Linked DNA regions of Homo sapiens: all the other regions are linked to region 3. The links are chromatin contacts, found by Hi-C or POLR2A ChIA-PET in ENCODE. All regions are on one chromosome and are shown on one strand. Each heading gives the region's core, a stretch centred on a gene start or an enhancer-like site at or near the end of the contact. The rest is flanking DNA. Distances are from core to core; before and after follow the strand shown. Region 1 holds the start of DMXL1-DT (DMXL1 divergent transcript). Region 2 holds the start of HSD17B4 (hydroxysteroid 17-beta dehydrogenase 4). Region 3 holds the start of DCP2 (decapping mRNA 2).

Region 1 (4,171 bases), core at 412-2,911, 6.1 Mb after region 3:
ATGAAAAGCCTGGAATACATAATGAAATTCATTTTTTAAATAAGTTTCGGGTTTTTTTTTTTTCCCCACATCAGATGGGTAATGTGCAGATGATGGCGCAACAAGGTTTGAGGGAGGGACGTCTCACACAAGTGTGAACACACAATCATCCCACTTATGAACTAAAAAGTATCTCGTAAGTAGCTTTTTATTGTCAGACAAAGTAAATGTACATTGCAAAAAATGTAGTAAAAATAAAAGGAAATAAATTTACTAGTACTCGTCCCACCCTAGTATTATTATAGTTTGAAGTCTTCATACTACAACAAAAGGGGGAGTTTCTTTATTTTCTTTTCTCTCTTTTTTTTTTTTTTTTTTGACTTTCTCTCTTGTTGCCCAAGCTGGAGTGCAATGACACGATCTTGGCTCACTGCAACCTCCGTCTCCCAGGTTCAAGCGATTCTCTCGCCTCAGCTTCCCAGTAGCTGGGATTACAGGCGCGTGCCACCATGCCAGGCTAATTTTTTAATTTTTAGTAGAAACTGGGTTTCACAATGTTAGCCAGGCTGGTCTCGAACTCCCAACCTCAGGTGATCCCCCCGCCCCCACCTCGACTTACCAAAGTGCTGGGATTACAGGCGTGAGCCATCGTGCCTGGCCTATTGGAGAGTTTTGAGGGTTGTTTGTTTTGAGACGGGATCTCACTCTGTCACCCAGGCTGGAGTGCAACGGGGGTCTTGGCTCACTACAACCTCTGCCTCCCGGGTTCAAGTGATTCTCCTGCCTCAACCTCCCGAGTAGCTGGGATTACAGGTGGGAGCCACCACGCCCGGCTAATTTTTGTATTTTTAGTAGAGAAGGGGGTTTCACTATGTTGGCCAGGCTGGTCTCGAACTCCTGACCTCGTGATTCACCCTCCTCGGCCTCCCAAAGTTCTGGAATAATAGGCGTGAGTCACCGTGCCTGGCCTATTTGGAGAGTTTCTATACACATTCATGCAACATTTACAGAACACCCTGAATGGGTGGGACTGGTGCGGTGCTAGACATTAAGGACAGACTTGTGTCCTGTTCCTCTGTATTCCAAAGAGGCTTACGGTATACAGGGGGAGACATATAAACAGATGTTTGTCAATTATAATACAAAACTTGTGTCAAAATACAATGAGAGTTGAATCTCAGTTTGTAGCTGTGACTCTGATCATTCTGGAATTCCTAGGTTCTTTTCCAAAACAAACGCTCAATGCAGGGCTGGTGTGTTGTTATTACCAGCACTATTTCAAATCACGTGTTAAGATAACTTAGGCTAAGAAAATACCACTTTCCTACTTGTCAAGTGTTCGAGCCTTTCAAAAACCATCCCGTTTAGGGACTTGGAAACACGCGCAAGGCTGGAGAAACCATTAAGCTGCTAACGTAGACGTTTCAAGGGTCACATTTACTCAAGAGACACTCAGGTCGCCCGGGGGAGCGGTGCATATTGGGACTTGTAGTCCTACCAGAACCGAGGAAACTGCAACTCCCTTTAGGATGCACTTCTCCCCTTTAAATTTTCTGGCCCAACAGTTAGATGACGCCCTAACCTAAAGCACAACTTACCACATCTCACTCATTCTGGGTTCATCAGGCTTCTGCCAGGCTTATCAGGTTCAAGCTCAAACGCACGGCGTTCTCCTGTAGAAGCCTCAAAGAGATTGGCTTATTCTCGGTGGTGGGCGGAGCCCTAGGTGGACCGGGGGTCGGGATTGGCCAGTTTCTGACTAGAAGAGGCGTTTTTATGTTCACTTGCTGATACGCACGCTGTGGTAAAAAAGTGAATTCTTTACCACAGTAGCAGCTGCCCCGAGCGAAGTCTCGCGATATTTCGGCCGCAGGGATCCAGAGGCGCGTAGTGAGTGGCGGAGGACTGTGGGGGTGGCGGGCACCGGAGCCGGGAAGGGACAGGTCAGGCGGGGAGTGCGAGCGCGTACTGCTTGCGCCACTCGGGCTGGGTCAGGAGCGGCTGCCCGAGGTCCAGAGGAAGTGTGTGGACAGCGCGGCCTTCCTGGCCGGTGAGTCGGCCCCGGGTCGTGGCCGGTGAGGGGACCCTGAGCTTCACCTGGGCTAGCGCGGGGAGTGACAGGTGCGCGAAGGAGCGCGGCGCTCCGCCCTCTCGCCGACCCGCCCCCTCCGGGCCTCGCCCTCCGGGGCTCGGGATGAGTCGCGGGCCCCAGCTGAGCGGCTCCGGCTCCAGGCGCCTGTCGCTGCTTCTGCCGTCGCCACCGAAGAGCGGCCGCCGCCCCTGAGGGAAGGAGGGAGGGAAGCAGCCGCTGACCCGTGGCATGAGCTGGATGCGGTGTCCGTTGCAGGACTAGGGCGCCGACATGAACCTGCACCAGGTGCTGACCGGGGCTGTGAACCCTGGCGACCACTGCTTCTCCGTGGGCAGCATTGGCGACCAGCGCTTCACGGTGAGTGAGGGAGGCCCTCGCGTCGCCCGTGGCCCGGCCTTTGCCCGTCATTCTGGGCCGAGCTTGGCCCAGAACGACGGGCAGAGGCGCGAGGTCTTGTCTCCCCAGGGGGGTCCTTACCACCCAGAACCCAGCAGACCTGGCCCTTGAGAACTAAGGAAGCAAAACCATGTCGGTCAGTGAGGTACTGTATGGAGCCTGAACTCAAGTTAGAATATTTTGTAGGATTTTTAAAGTTTTTGGTCTGTCTGCCTTGGGCCAGGGTGCTTTGCCAAAGTCGTTTGTTCAAAAATCTTTGTTGAGTAACGAGTTGGGGGCTTTTTTATACCATTCTATAGGTTCAAATTGTCAAATTTAGGAATAGTGGAGATTGGTTTCATTTTGTATTCTAAGTTAAGGTCAAGTATCTTTGTAGTTAAAAAGTGGGTGTCTCAAAACAATTACCAATTGTTTGCCATCAACAACTAGCCTTGAGAACAGTGTTTTTCATTTATTTTCTTTTCTAATTCCCTGAGAAATAACTTCGGAAAGAAAAAAAAGCCTTTTCATTTTTAAAAATATTTCTTGGATATTTTACAATAACCTGGTAATCCCAGGTTAAGGTTGCTTAACTTGCTTTTCATTGGTCACATATTGACAAGAAGAGGGCACCAAATTTCGGGCTACTTGTCAGTATAGTGGCATTTTTCTACCTTAACTATAGGTTTTTTTTTAATAACAATTTCAAAATATAAGTCAGTAATTGCACATGATACTTTTATCTACATAAATTTATAATGCTAATGATTTTTGCTACAATTTGTGTAGATACCTCTTTAGTTGTGATTAAAAGTAAAACTTGTCACTGCCTGGGAATACTAAGTGCTGTAGGCTTTTTTCTTTAAAAAAAATAAAAGTAAAACTTAATTTTGTATAAGTGACACAAAGTAAACAACGTAACCAATGCCCCAGGTTTAGGAGTGTTAAATTTCTAATCTTTTTCTCTGCTTTTAATTTTTCTGTGGTCTTTGTTGGTCAGAATAAATAATACTCAGCATTTAAAATGGTGGAGGCATTTAATGCCTGAATTGTACTTTTAGAATTGTGCCAAGAAGCATTTTGTTTTCAAATAGAGACTGTACCTCCCCTTTAGATTGACTCATACACATCTTAATTATCGGGATTCCAATTCTAAATGTTTGCCCAGCCTGAATACTTGGGAAAAGAGTGAGCTCTGAGGGTCCCAGTGAGCAACTATAGTTTCCTTACACCTGGGCATTGCTCTCTGCTCTTGCTGCTTGAGAGGAAAGTAAACATCATCCTTAGAAGGTTTTCCTAGTGGGAAATTATAGGATAATATTGTTGCATTCTCTGTCATTTCCTAAATTTATATGAGTGCTTTCTCCAGTGTAAATTCTAAGAACTTTTGCTTTTTAAAAACTTTTGAAATGAGGTCTCCCTCTGTCACCTAGGCTGGAGTGCAGTGGCGGGATCACAGCTCACTGCAGCCTCGACCTCCCCGGCACAAGCCGTCCTTCCACCTTAGGCTCCTGAGGAGCTAGGACTACAGATTCTAATCACCACGGCTGGCTAAGTTTTCTATTTTTTGTAGAGAGGGGTCTCCTTATGTTGCCCAGGCTGGTCTTGACTTCCTGGGCTCAAGTGATCCTCCCACTTCAGCCTCCCAAAATGCTAGGATTAGAGGCGTGAGCCACCATGCCCAGCCCTAAGAATTTTTTCTAAGAAGGCATTCACAATCTATGT
Region 2 (3,901 bases), core at 892-3,391, 6.5 Mb after region 3:
CTATCCCTGTCAGTTCCATTTGCAAATACAGTTTATCTCAACATTTCTTCTTCAACATTTCCTCTGCCTTACTTCTGGTTTCCATAATTTCCCCCAAATCTTTTCTATGTTCTCCTTGCCCACCTCTAATTATTGGGGGAACCTGCCCCCAATATTTCAACATAGGTTCTTTCTATTTTCCATAAGTGTCAGTCAGCTGAGAAATAGAGAAAGAGTACAAAGGGAGGAATTTTACAGCTGGGCTGCCGGGGGTGACATCACATATCAGTAGGACCGTGATGCCCACCTGAGCCTCAAACCAGCAAGTTTTTTATTAAGGGTTGCAAAAGGGAAGGGGGTGTAAGAACAGAGAGTAGGTACAAACATCACATGCTTCAAAGGGCAAAAAGCAGAACAAAGATCATATGCTTCTGAGGGAACAGGACAAAGGGCAAAAGCAGAACTACTAATAAGGGTCCAACAAAGATCACAAGACAAAGGGCAAAAGCAGAGCTACTGATAAGGGTCTATGTTCAGCAGTGCATGTATTATCTTGATAAACATCTTAAACAACAGAAACAGGGTTCGAGAGCAGACAACTGGTCTGACCACAAATTTACCAGGGCCGGGTTTTTCCCCACCGTAGTAAGCCTGAGGGTACTGCAGGAGACCAGGGCATATCTCAGTCCTTATCTCAACCACATAAGACAGAGCAGCCGTTTATAGACCTCCCCCCAGGAATGCATTCCTTTACCAGGGTATTAATATTAATATTCCTTGCTAGGAAAAGAATTTAGTGATATCTTCCCTACTTGCACGTCCGTTTATAGGCTCTCTGCAAGAAGAAAAATATGGCTGTTTTTGCCCAACCCCGCAGGCAGTCAGCCCATATGGTTGACTTCCCTTGTTCCCTAAAAATTGCTGTTATTCTGTTCTTTTTCAAGGTGCACTGATTTCATATTGTTCAAACACACATGTTTTACAATCAATTTGTACAGTTAACACAATTATCACAGTGGTCCTGAGGTGACGTACACCTTCAGCTTACGAAGATAACAGGATTAAGAGATTAAAGTAAAGACAGGCATAAGAAATTATAAAAGTATTATTTGGGAACTGATAAATGTCCGTGAAATCTTCACAATTTATGTTCCTCTGCTGCGGCTCTAGCAGGTCCCTCTGTTTGGGGTCCATGACTTCCCGCAACATCCAATCAATCCTCCATAATGGGCAAAGTGATCTTTCCATAGTGTAAATGTGTTCCCACCACTCTCTGGAGTAATCCTACTTAAAACCGTTTTCAGCACAAAATTCAAACATCTAAACATGATCTTGCTGGCTTTGCTTTTGTGGCTTTACCCTCTTTCTCCCCAAACCTAGCTAGTGTTTGTGCTGCCTGTAATGCCCTTCTTTCTTTGCAGGGGTCGCCACTTTAGGTCCTGGTCCTCCTTCAGAAAGTTTTTCCTCTTTCTCCCCAGCGGGGATAGGGTCTGTTTATTTTGACACCATTAGCTCACTTACACACATTGGTCACAAGTCTAGGCTGCACCGTTATTGAAAGTTTACCATCTGACTCTGAGTAGCTTGAGGATCCTATCAAAACTCAGGAGATGCTCAGTAAATGTTGATTGAACTATGACTGTTCTCAACATACAAACGCAAGATCATTTAGGAACACTTGTCAAAATGTTTTTGCCCCTTGAGATTCTATTTTGGGAGGTAAGCAGTGGGGGTCCAGGACTCTGCATTTTGACAGTCCCCTGATGTTTGCATGTAGAAGTGCAGGGATTATTACACTGACAAATCTTTACCATCCCTAAGGGGGACTTTCCTTCCCAGGGGCTATCTCTGGAAGCCCCTCAAGGATAGGGGCCGCATGCTGTTTCTCTAGGTCAGCAACTAAACCCAGAAAACGTTTATTGAGTGAATGATGAAACGACAGGTGAATAGATGAACGCAAGGTGTCGAGTTAACTATTCTTCTACACAAGTCCTAGCAGCTCCCATTGCTTCCAGCCGCAGAAATGGCCCCTGGAAGGCAAGTCTTCCAGCGAGTGGAGTCACTCTTAACTACATTTCCCAGGATTCCAAGGGAGCCGCGCGCTCTGCGCTCATCTTCCTACCAGAAATCGGCAAGTCACTGACCCTCGTCCCGCCCCCGCCATTCCCCGCCTCCTCCTGTCCCGCAGTCGGCGTCCAGCGGCTCTGCTTGTTCGTGTGTGTGTCGTTGCAGGCCTTATTCATGGGCTCACCGCTGAGGTTCGACGGGCGGGTGGTACTGGTCACCGGCGCGGGGGCAGGTGAGCATGCGAAGGTTGGAGGCCGCGCCCCTTGCTGAGGCGCAGCTGGCTGCTCTTTTCGGGCCGGCATACGCGCGCAGCCGCAGCTGAGGTCACCCCGCTGAGGTGGTGGGGAGGGGAATGGTTATTCTTGAGGCACCGCATCTCTTGAGGAGGAAAGAGCCGGAAACACCTGGTCTCTCAAGCAGGTACAGCCCGCTTCTCCCCAGCACCCCGGTGTGGGCTTCCCAAGGTCCTGCCTGAGAGGAGAGGCCAGGCTGGGCTGCTGATTGCAAAACTGGGTGAAAGTTCTCCCTGACCCTTATCTGTGGGCATCGATTGTTACTCTTCCTGCAATTAACTCTCTTAGATCTTTGCCTAGTCTTTTAAAGGACTGAAAAGCCGCGAGGGGCGGGGGCTGGAATTCGCCCCCTGAAGCGCAGAGATGTCAGCTCCTGAAAAGTCATTCGGTCGTTCAGTGTTTGTTTCCCTCTGTCGTAAGATTTTAAGTTCGTGAGAGGACCTTCTTTAAAGAGGGCGTCTGATAAGAGCCCTTCCCCGTTGGAGTTTGTATGCTTAGCAAGTCACAATCTGTTCTCGAAATCCACTGGAGTCTTGGCAGAGGTTGTAAGCTCAAATGCGCACAGGGGTCAGGCGTATGATGGAGAAAGAAAATGGGAGTAGGATGGGCACATCTGAGGAACTGGAGAGCAGAGAATTCCGAAGTGGACCGGCCAGTGGGAAAGTTGCCTGTATTTCAGGAGCGGCAAAATGGAAAATTGTTATGTGAAATAGCCCCATTTTTTAAAGTACAAAAAATTAAAACAAACCATTCATACCAACATAGATGCTGTGCAGTGAGATTTTACATTAGTTTCTCACCAGTGGGTGACCTCTGTAACCTCCAAGTGCAGGGATCTTGACATTATGCACCTTTGATTCTCCACTGGTAGTACCTTATACCTGGAAAGGCCCTAATGCATGAATTATTTGAGTTATATATTAAACGTTACAAACTGGAATTCTGTCAATTAATTCCTATGTACTTTCATATCTGTATTGATAAAGTGGCTTCTTATGCTGCCTTTCAGAAAATGCTTTCAGTGTTGATGAATAGCCAAGTATTTTATACCCATAGCTGTCTGGTTATCTCTGCATGGGCATGTATTTGGGTGTAGTCATACCTTCTAAATGTTTTTAGGAAAACATTTTGTTTACACTTTGCTTTTATTGTAAATAATGTATTTTACAACGCTTGGTGTTTTAAATCTTTTTTGACAGCTCTTGGATAATTTTCATGCAGGAGGTCCAGGGATTACATTCTAAGACGTTTTTGCCATCGCTAAGGAGACTTTCCTTTTCAGGGGCTATATCTGAAAATCATTCAAGGATAGGGACTGCTTCTTTTGACACCATTAGCATACTTACACATGGTATGCAGTACATTTTACACCAGTACTCAGTACACTTACACAAGCACATACATCTGTATTTAAAACCAGTTCATGATATAGTGTGTAGTACAGGCAATGCATCCTGAAATTTATTTTCTATTCTGTTTTATTTATAAATTGTAATTGTAACCCACAAAATTGATTTTGTGAAACAATGAGTTGTGACTAGACAGTTATGAACTTAGCACCT
Region 3 (4,240 bases), core at 773-3,272:
GCCACCAGAGCCCATCTTGCTGCCCATGTAGCAGGCTAGAGTGCAGACCCCAGGAGCTGCCTTCAACCAATGAAGGAAGTTGGTATATAAATCCCCATCTCCCTCACCCCTTGAGTGGGATAACTCTGAGGTATATGTTTTATACTGGCCACCAGAGTTCTCCAGTGACAGTAAGCTCCAGTTAACCACAGTGCTAATTTCCTTGATAATAAACCTTTTGGCTTTCCTCCCCTCCTTGACTCACTTTCCTGCTCTCCTACCAATGTTTCCCAAGATCACCTCCCTCACAGGCTATCTGCACTCAAAATCTTGTCTCAGTGCCTGCTTCTTAGGAAATCTAAAATAAGACTTGGACTGTGCTGGGAGTACTGAATAAAGCAAATGGAATACTGCAGCCTGTGCTTCTGTACTGGACTCCCAGAATACATGAAGCTGTGCCTGGAAGCATTTTCTCTTTAGGGAATTTCATCAGCAGAAAGAATTACGTACAGATACTGATACCATGTGTTTCCAACCAACAGCTCAGCCAGATCATCCTACAGTGAAGCTCTCAGGAAACAAGTACCATCTACAAGGTGAGAGCTTCCAATTAGCTTTCAAGGCACTTGACTCCAGGTTAAGGCCTTACTCTTAAGTGTGAGTGAATAGTCAAGGACTACAGAGGCTTCTAATAGGATAGATGAGATCAAGATAATAGCAAAAAGCAGCTGAGAGGAATAAGACTACTCAGGGAGAAGAAAACGTCAAAATCTATTATTAATATCCTCAGAAGGATAAAATAAAATATACAAAGCAAGAATGTGACACCACAAGAAAGGGGCATTTGAAGAACAAAACAGAACTCTAAATAAGTAAAAACTCTGTAGTTGTCAGGAAGATAAATTTGAGGAATTCTCCAAGAAAGAGGGGAAAAAAAAGATGGAAAACGGGAGCAAAATAGATGGTGACGGGCCTCTTATGCCAAAGGAACTTGGGCTTGATCATACAGCAGAAACTGAAAAGATAACTTGTTCCTATCTGAGTAAAACAAAACAAAATGTAGGCAGTTGCACAGGCCAAGAATGGAGGCAGAGTCAGTGGTTAGGCAGCTCTCACTGTAGTATGGAGAAATGATGCAAAACTGAAGTACACAGTGGCATGTGACAAATTTAGACAAAAGATGGGAGATTAAATGGTAGAACAGACTAAACTTGTGACGGAGCAGGTGTGTGTGGGCCTGTGGGTCTGATGTAAGAGGAAAAAGAACAGATGGATCTAGTTTCTCCAAAGATCCCAAATGGATTGGTCTCCATTAAGCAAGACGAGGAATGAATAAGGACGAGCAGGTGGGGATTGCTTTGTGCAGAGGGTGGAATACAGATCAGAGTTCAGCTTAAATCAGTATTTTCTAAGATTTTGCTAGGTGCCAGATACTGAGATAAAGTCCTTGTCTTCATGTTTGGAACCAGGTGCCTAAGGAAGCACAGAGGAGAGCCACCTCCAAAATGGATACCCTCTCCAAGGGTTTGTAGTGAAAGAGGCACAGCTCTTGGCCTGGAGTTGGTGGGGGCTGCGATAAGTGCAAGATACTTGGTGACAGGAATCGCGAGCATACTCTTGTGTTGTACGGATTCTCAGGGTCGGCCCTGCAGAGGAAAGAGCTCAGTCACCGCGAGGTCCTGCACAACATGCCAAAGTCCCGGATATGTGTCCGGGGTCTACACCTAAGCCCCGACCCCTCTGAACTTCCCAGAAGCGCGCAGGAGGCATGGTGCGCATGCGTGTAGCCACCTCAAAGGCGGCGGGAAGTTGGTTTTCTGAGTAGCAACTGAGCAGCTTGAAGACGGATTGGAAGTAGCAGACCAATAAACAAACGTCTCATTGGCTTAGAGTGCTTAGAGTCCCAATTCTTCAGCTTCCCATTGGGCCTTTCAAGCGAGCAGGGGCGTGACTCCGGGGGCTCCGCCCCGAGCCTTGGCCCAGTCTTGGGGTCCAAGGCTGAGGGAGCGGGACGGAAGTGAGCGGGTCCCGCCCCTTCCCCTTCTCGTCTCCGTTGGAGTCGTCTCTGCCGCGGCTTCCTCGGCTGCCAGCTCTCCGGCGAGCCGGAGTCCTAGTGCCGTACCGTCAGTCCCCGGCCGCGCGGAGCCGGGATGCACTGTTCCTGCTGTGGGTCCTCATCATGGAGACCAAACGGGTGGAGATTCCCGGCAGCGTCCTGGACGATCTCTGCAGGTACCGCGCTACCCGACCCCCTTTCGCCCCCGTCGGGTTTTCTCAGTTTCGCGGACCCCCAGAGGCCTCTGGGTCTTCTTCCCCGCCCACGTCCATGTCCTCGCTTTCCGCTCCCGCCGCTGCTCGCTTTCCATCGTCGACCCTGCTCTCCGACGACACCGCCCCTCTTTCCGCCGCAGCCTCCCTGTTTCTCAAGGCCCTCCGTCCTTCCCCGCAGAACACCCGGAATTTCCTCATTTTTTAAGTTACTCAACTATTTTGCTTTCCCGCAGGCGTAGCCGCTTCGCCGGAGCCTGGGTCTTAGCGTTTTGCCGCCGCCGCCGCCTCCCTCTCCCATTGTTTTTTCTGCCTCTGTGACTTTTCCACGCCGTGCACCCCCTCCTCCCTGTGTCTCATTCCCCGATTCTGAAGGAAGACCCCCAGGGTAGTAATTTAAGGCTTAGGATCCCAGGTACGCGGACCTGCGCAAGGAGCAAATTTTCGGACTTATTCTGACGCCTGCGTGTTATTTGTCCGTGGCGTTCTCTGTAAATTCCTGTAAGGAATTACTTTTTTTTTCTCATCCCTGGACTTGTCTTTGGGGGAGAGAGGGAAAAAGTGTAGCGCTGCTTTTCTTTTTATCCTTAATAATCCTATTTTAAAGGAAATTCTCAACCGCGGGGTTTTAACTCAGGGTGTATACTTCAGATGAGAAATTTTCTGCATTCTTCCCCCTTGTCAACTCTGATTTCAGATAGCCAAACACGTGTAGGATACTTAAAAATGCTTATTTTCCGAAGGTAAAATTTGGAGTGCAGTGATACCCGGAGTTGTCGCCAAGTGTGTGTGGATTGTGATTACAAGTGATAACACCTTTTCGTTCACAGTTACTGTGTTTATGTTTTAAAAGGCAGGCTTTTAGTAGTTGTATCTCCTTCATGCAGTTTTTTTTAATGGAAAGTAAAGAACTGGTGTTTGTGGAGTTTTTTGGGGTTTTTTTTGTTTGTTTGTTTTTTTGTTTTTATTTTTTGAGACGGAGCCTCTTTCTTTTGCCCAGGCTGGTGTGCAGTGGTGCGGTCTTGGCTCACTGCAACCTCTGCCTTCCGGATTCAAACGAGTCTCTGCCTCAGCCTCCCTAGCAGCTGGGATTACAGGCACCCGCCACCACACCCGGCTAATTTTTGTATTTTTAGTAGAGACGGGATTTCACCATCTTGGCCGTGCTGGTCTCGAACTTCTGACCTCGTGATCCACCCGCCTCGGCCTCCCAAAGTGCTGGGATTACAGGCGTGAGCCATCGCGCCCGGCCTGGAGTTTCTACTGTGCACCAGGCACTACCTTTACATGTATTGTTTTATTTAATCCTCAGTCAGCCGTGTTTGGTAGGTGCAGTTAGTATATTTCCATTTTCATCTGCGCAAACAGATTCAGGAACTTTGTAATTTACATAAGGTCACATTCATCCTAATTCACAAAATCAAGATTTCACACCTATTCCTTTTTCTTTCCAGTGCCTGTGCTTTTTCTCTCATACCAAGGAGAAGTAATAAGCCTAACGTTTTAAACCTCACAAAAGTACATACAGAAAAGTAAATAGCCTAATTTTGCAACTAATACAAATGGCGCTGTACTTCTTTGGTGATGGTAGATTTATAATTTTTGAAGTATGGTAGATTCAAATGAACCACTGAAAAGGCATTTAGTTTCTTGTCCCAAATAAAAAAAAAAAAAGGAAAAAGAAACTGAATTTGATATGTGTATGTGGGTTAATGACTAGACGCACATCAACCAATAGTGGGATTATGAGATTGTGATCTTTATTTTTTGTTTCCAATATTTTTTATGCATTTTATAGTTAGAAAAAAATTGAAGATAAGTATTTAGAAAGGTGATCAGTAATTAGCTGTGTGTTAATAGGGTTAAGAGTTGATTTAGAAAAAGATGTGGTAATCTTAAACATTTTACAGACATCAGAGCTAGTCTTCCTTCTAGTATTGGGGTTAATTTGCATATTATCTAGGATTACATCATTTAAATAAGTGATGTCAGC

The links. Hi-C counts contacts between places; a loop is a spot of excess contacts on that map. ChIA-PET counts read pairs that join two places held with the same protein, here RNA polymerase II (POLR2A). Pooled maps may share reads with other maps.
Region 1: a loop to region 3 is called in a map of K562, with 13 times the contacts of the local background. The contact joins the promoter of DMXL1-DT here to the promoter of DCP2 in region 3. A Hi-C loop is called at or near these places in 2 of 168 maps with a recorded cell type or tissue (K562 and naive thymus-derived CD4-positive, alpha-beta T cell) and 7 of 50 pooled maps.
Region 2: a loop to region 3 is called in a map of naive thymus-derived CD4-positive, alpha-beta T cell, with 20 times the contacts of the local background. The contact joins the promoter of HSD17B4 here to the promoter of DCP2 in region 3. A Hi-C loop is called at or near these places in 1 of 168 maps with a recorded cell type or tissue (naive thymus-derived CD4-positive, alpha-beta T cell) and 4 of 50 pooled maps. POLR2A ChIA-PET finds 5 or more read pairs at or near these places in 1 of 52 experiments (OCI-LY7).

Annotation. Positions count from the first base shown.
Region 1 is chr5:119,069,229-119,073,399 of GRCh38, forward strand. It overlaps DMXL1-DT (DMXL1 divergent transcript), which reads right to left and starts at 1,662. Exons shown (of 3, transcript NR_134250.1): 1 at 1,578-1,662. It overlaps DMXL1 (Dmx like 1), which reads left to right and starts at 1,859. Exons shown (of 44, transcript NM_001290321.3): 1 at 1,859-2,428. The coding sequence starts at 2,342. LOC124901209 (small nucleolar RNA U13) reads right to left here and starts at 172; the gene lies at 69-172. RefSeq lists silencers at 1,626-1,705, 2,016-2,295.
Region 2 is chr5:119,450,356-119,454,256 of GRCh38, forward strand. HSD17B4 (hydroxysteroid 17-beta dehydrogenase 4) reads left to right here and starts at 2,142. Exons shown (of 24, transcript NM_000414.4): 1 at 2,142-2,278. The coding sequence starts at 2,221. RefSeq lists an enhancer at 2,243-2,292.
Region 3 is chr5:112,974,776-112,979,015 of GRCh38, forward strand. It overlaps DCP2 (decapping mRNA 2), which reads left to right and starts at 2,023. Exons shown (of 11, transcript NM_152624.6): 1 at 2,023-2,211. The coding sequence starts at 2,159. LOC105379126 (a long non-coding RNA gene) reads right to left here and starts at 10. Exons shown (of 2, transcript XR_948679.3): 1 at 1-10. RefSeq lists enhancers at 1,514-1,563, 1,594-1,673, 1,689-2,448, 1,984-2,033, 2,104-2,193 and 2 more.